Linked DNA regions of Homo sapiens: region 2 is linked to region 1. The links are chromatin contacts, found by Hi-C or POLR2A ChIA-PET in ENCODE. All regions are on one chromosome and are shown on one strand. The core of a region is the stretch at or near the end of the contact, and the rest is flanking DNA. Distances in the headings are between cores, read along the strand shown.

What was found. Hi-C counts contacts between places; a loop is a spot of excess contacts on that map. ChIA-PET counts read pairs that join two places held with the same protein, here RNA polymerase II (POLR2A). Pooled maps may share reads with other maps.
Region 2: a loop to region 1 is called in a pooled map, with 2.0 times the contacts of the local background. The contact joins two enhancer-like sites. A Hi-C loop is called at or near these places in 1 of 168 maps with a recorded cell type or tissue (heart left ventricle) and 2 of 50 pooled maps. POLR2A ChIA-PET finds 5 or more read pairs at or near these places in 2 of 52 experiments (OCI-LY7 and T-cell).

The regions. Positions count from the first base shown.
Region 1 is chr1:116,202,312-116,204,950 of GRCh38, reverse strand. No RefSeq gene overlaps it. Among named protein-coding and RNA genes, the nearest start is that of MAB21L3, 92 kb to the right of the region's middle. Within about 2 kb of position 1,315, at least 2 of the 41 ENCODE cell types and tissues checked have a DNase peak (open chromatin) inside an H3K27ac peak, as active enhancers do.
Region 2 is chr1:116,376,336-116,378,974 of GRCh38, reverse strand. The region is part of intron 1 of ATP1A1 (ATPase Na+/K+ transporting subunit alpha 1); the gene reads right to left. Among named protein-coding and RNA genes, the nearest start is that of ATP1A1, 4.4 kb to the right of the region's middle. RefSeq lists an enhancer at 1,103-1,152. Within about 2 kb of position 1,339, at least 34 of the 41 ENCODE cell types and tissues checked have a DNase peak (open chromatin) inside an H3K27ac peak, as active enhancers do.

The DNA of each region.
Region 1 (2,639 bases), core at 66-2,565:
TTTCCACTGATGCTATTGAGAAGCCCAAATTCACTTTAACTTCTGCTCCTTTGTATGTGACTTGTGATGCTCTGAACTCTTATAGACTTGCTTCCCCCCAGCAAGTTTTCTTTTTTTTTTTTTAATTTTCCAACTAGGTGGCTAAATGTGGATTTGTTTTTATTTGTTGTGTTGGGCATTTCATGTATTCCTGGAAACTTAAAAATTTTGTCTTTTATCTCTGGGAAATTTTGTTGAACCAGTTTATGGTTTCCCCCTTTCTGTTTTCTTTCTTCTCTGTCTCTGAACTCCTATTATTTAAATATTGAACTTCTTGGACCAGTCTTCTCATTTTGTTTTATTTTCTCTCCAATTTTCTATCTCTTTGACTTTTTGCTCTACTTTTTGGAAGATTTACTACTGAGTTTTTCCATTTCTACTATCATGGTTTTAATTTCCAAGAATCCAATTTTGGCCTCTGAATGTTCCTTTTTTGTTTTGTCCTGTTCTCTTTTCTGGGATATATTATCTTCTCTTATCTCTGTAAAGAAATAATATATACATGCACTTTCATTCTCCTCTCCCTGCATATTCTTATTCCCCCACACAATGCTGTTTGTTGCTTGTTTTGCTGTTTGTCATCCACAATATTAGCTTTCTTCAGGTGTTTGGTAATATTGGGATACCTTATCATGATTAAGAGTATGGATTTTTTAATCTGATTGGATGCTCTTATGCTGATTAAAATCTCTGGGCAAGTGGGTGGAGCTTTGGCTAGGGTTATTGGAGAACCTCTTATGTCAGTATTCTTAGGTTTGTCCCTCTTGGGCTATACAGATTGCCTAAGCACTCCACGTGCTTAAAATAGTGCATAACACATACCATATGCTCAACAGATGTTGGTTACTATTAATATTGTTGTATAAAATATGCACACAGAGAAACAAATATACACACAACTAAAGTCCATATCCTTGCCGGGATCTTCTTCATACAGATTCACAAAGGAGTAAGCATTCTCAAAGGTTCGGACGCAAACTTTAAATGGTGGCTTTGATGCTTCAAGGTTGGTGGGCAGATGATTGAGAACAAGAATGAAAGGAAGACACTCAGGACCTATGTAGGAGAGGGTGGAGAGGCAGCTGATTGAGAAGGTGTAAGTGGCTAGAAGATGCCAAGTAGTCACAATGGCTTCTAGAACATACTAGTGTTTTTCTCATTAAACCAGTGTCTAAACACTTTAAATATTTGCAGTTCCAGTGGAATGGGTTTTGGCACACTTGGGGGCAGATTTGTTAATTAGCTCCATGGCTCCTCTGGCGGCCGTCTGTTTTATGGGTGATGGCACCAAAGGACCAACCCTGCCAGGGAAGAGAAGGAATATTCCATTAATCTGGCTGTGGGTTATTAAGCCACTTTTTCTTCCTGTCACAAACAGATTGTGAATCACACTATGTTCTCTCCCACCGTTCCTCTCTGCCTCCTCTCCCCGCTTTGACAGCCTGGGGAGGATGGTGAGACTAGCAAAGCCACACTGTTCTGAAGCCTGGGGAGTGCTGGCCTGTCTGGTTCTTGGTAATGGGAATGGTGCTCTTTTCTGTCTTCCCACAGCTGTCAGTCCCCAGCTACCTGGGAGTTCCCTCCAGAAACCTGACCAGCAGCTTCCGCAGTGCCTGGTCACTGCCAGAGTGGTGGATTCCTCCCAGGAGTTGTAGTCTTTGGCAGGGGATCAGCTCCATGAGCCACTGATTTCAACTGCTCAGCATCTTTATCTCAGCCCTCCTTGTGTATCTGCCTCTCTCAATTCAATTCTAATAACTTTATTGGCACAAAGAGATGGGGAGAGCACTGCCAAAGTCAATAATGGAGTTTCTGCAACCAGGCTAATTTTTGTTGTTGTTGTTTCAGTGTGGATGAGAGGTGTATGGGCTCATATTGCATTTCATCTTTGAATTATTCTCTGGTTAAGTTCATATTAGGAGGCAGGAGTCAGATTGTTTCTCTAGTTACGCAGCCTCATTCTTTTCTCCTTCTTCTTGGTTTATTTTTGTTTGTTTTCATGTCTTTTTCATACCATTTAAAAACAATAAAAAATCAGATAAGCAAATACTTATTGAGATCTTACTATGCCTTAGCCATTATGATAGAGTCTTAAAAGACATACTCTATTTTCTATCTACAGAAGGAAAAAACTAGGCAGGCTAACAAAGAAGTAATCAAATGCGGTTACTTTTAGTTGCCATTCATTCAAGGCAACCAATAATATAAATCCTATCAGTTACAGAAGAAAGATCATTGTGTGGTTAAATGTATGGTTTCTCAACTCTGTTCCTGCTCTTTATGTGACGTTGGGCAAATTACCTTGTTCCTCAGTTTTCTCACCTCCAAAAAGAGAATGATAACACTAGCACCTACCTCCTGTTGTGGGAATTATATAAGACTGAACATAAGGCACTTAGAAAAAGTCCTGGCCCTTAGTAATGACTTGATTAATGTTAACTATTATTATTGTTGTGACCTACAGAGATCTTAATGATTTGCTTGTCCAAACTCCTTCTCTTCACAACGAGGATGATAGAAGACCAGAGAGGCCAACTTGCCTAAAGTCACTGTTTGCTTTCTCTTATTGTAGACAAGGATGTTAATTATCTCTGCACCAT
Region 2 (2,639 bases), core at 90-2,589, 170 kb before region 1:
AGTTTCTTCAATGGAAAATTCTACCTCTACATTAGGTGCATGGGTTATGAAGGGTTAAAACTTTCTACTTATTCCTTAACTCCCCCTTTCTGCTGACCACCTTACCCTCCTTTTTTTCATTTTACCAGATTGCTCTGGTTAGAGACAACTGATTAATAATCAGCATATGCGTTATGAGAGGACCAGATCAACTCCCAGTAAGTCCTGATCACTCCTCAATTAGTACCCTGAAGCCTAGGCTAGGAAGGAAAATGACTGCCAGGCTGAAGAGGATAAAGGCTGTCCAAGGCCCTAAAGAAATGTCACATGAATTGAAATAATAAAACAAATATGGTGCCATGGAAGCATCATGTGGAAGATAAAAGAAACACACAAGAGGATAACCCCAAAGTGCATTAGGGACCTGCCCCTACATGGTAACAGACTAGAAAGAGCAATCACAGCTCACCGATCTACACAGCAAGGCCCACTGAGTCACAAAATCTTACACTGATTATCAGGCTCCCAAACAATACAAGTCCCAAGGACAAAGCACGAACTATCATGAATCAACTTATCAAATCACTGAGACAGCCAATAGTCATTACTAAATAGGGTTTGAATAAAACTGGAAAGAGATCACGTGCAGATATATTTCATCATAACTCACAAAGGAACTAGTAAGTGAGGTCTAAAACCAGATAAAGAGATTCACTGTAAAGTCACAAAGGAACAAAGGAATGAGGTCTATTGATCAAAAATCCCTTTGCTCAGGATGCAAATAAAAACCAAACCAAAGAGAAAGTGTAGGGTGAAGGGTACTTCTTTCGTAACAGAATCTGCTATCCGAAACACAAAATAAATATGAAGAACTTCTTGTGGATTCCTGACAACAGATTTCAGCACAACTAATGAGGTGAGTCATATGCTAAGAACAGTCTCTCTATGACTCCAGCCAAAGAATACACACTTCCTCTCATACACTCAATTCATAGCAACGTGAGAAAGTTCAGACCTGACTAGGTTCCACATCCCTCCCCCAAAATATATAAATGGAGAGTTTTAAAATGAGTGAGTAGGTTTTACAGTTCTCTCTACTGCACATTATCATGTACTGGACATGTACTTTCAGTGTAATCTAGAATTGGACAGCTCTGGCAGGGATGGGAAACATTTTGCCTGGTGCTTTGCCGTCCAAACCCAGCCACTCTGATTACTGTGAGCCCATCTGATCTGACACTCGGGTTTCTTCTTCTAGCCTGTTGGCTGGCAGAGAGCCCTCGGCAGCTAGAAGAAGTCAGCACAGCACAAATGTTCAGGCTCCCTCTCATCACAGAAGGCCGAAAAGCCCATTTTATTTTGCAAGACTTCAAAAACGTAAAAATGATCATCAACCGCGAACAAAGTCCTTCACCTGAGAAGTGAAAGTAGACAGAAAGATGCTATTAAACAGGAGATTTGCTTGTTGAGCGAAGATAACAGTTGCAATAATGTCAATTGACACCTCTACTTGACTTTCCTATGAAGGGCAATTAACAGTATTTCCCATTATTTTCAAACCTTAATATGTTCTCATGGTGAAAGAAAAACTGCTCTCTAATTTTGCAAGGGCTAATGACTTACTGACGAACAACAAACCCAGTCTGTAAAGATTTGATCTTCTCTTGGCTCTAATTACTGTACCTATGTAAGCCCAATAACAATAGCCACAACTCAGGCTGGCACAGCACTCCTTCCATAAACAGAACATAGATTACTTCACTTGATCCCCAGGATGAGCATTCTATCCAAAAGCCAGATGAGAAACTGAAGCTTCAGGGCTTTTATTTTATTTTACTTTTAAACCTGTTTGTTTTTAAGTGAAGAAACCAATTTTACTTTACCATACAAAATCCTTCAAAGCTATTTTAGTTAAAGCCTTTCTTATTCTTAAGTTTAGATATATTTAAAAGAACATAGCCTGATTTGAATGGAAAGTCACTTATCTGTTCATTTGTTGCTAAAATAATCCGAAAACAATGACTGAGGGTACTGGCATGGAGCATGGATGAGTGCCAAGCCTATTGTGCTATAAGATGTTGAGTTCACTTTTATTTTTGAATGCAATTTAGGAATAACATTCCCAGGAATCTGTATATTTTAAGTGTTAGCCCTCATCTGGGCAAACATCTAACTGAATTTTTAAAGGCATCTTTTTTTTTGTTTTTTTGTTTTGGTTTGTTTTTTGGGCTCTCAGGTTTACCACTCTCTCCCCATCTTCCCAGGTTTAGGAGGCAGGCCTCTCCCTTTCCTACCCTCCCACCCGAAGGTGAGTCACTAGAGTGTTACAAGCTTACTGGCAGGGAACACTACAAATTAACAAACAGTAAGTTACCAAAAGGGGATACACCCTTATAAAAGGGTACAGAAAGAACCTAAGAAGCAGGGAACTGTTACACGCTGAACAACTGACAGGCAAAGGGTGAGGCACAAGTGCTCTCTCCACCCCCCAGCTCTAGGCACTAGTTCTTCCTGTAACTTGCTCCACTAGCTCCCGGCCAGGCCCGGGCAACTTTCCACTCTGAGGCATCTGCCTTACAATGCTTTAAGTCTAAAGTACTAGCTTTATAGCAGCCAGAGGAGCTTTAGTCACACTTTCAAGCTGAGCTCCAAAAGGGCAG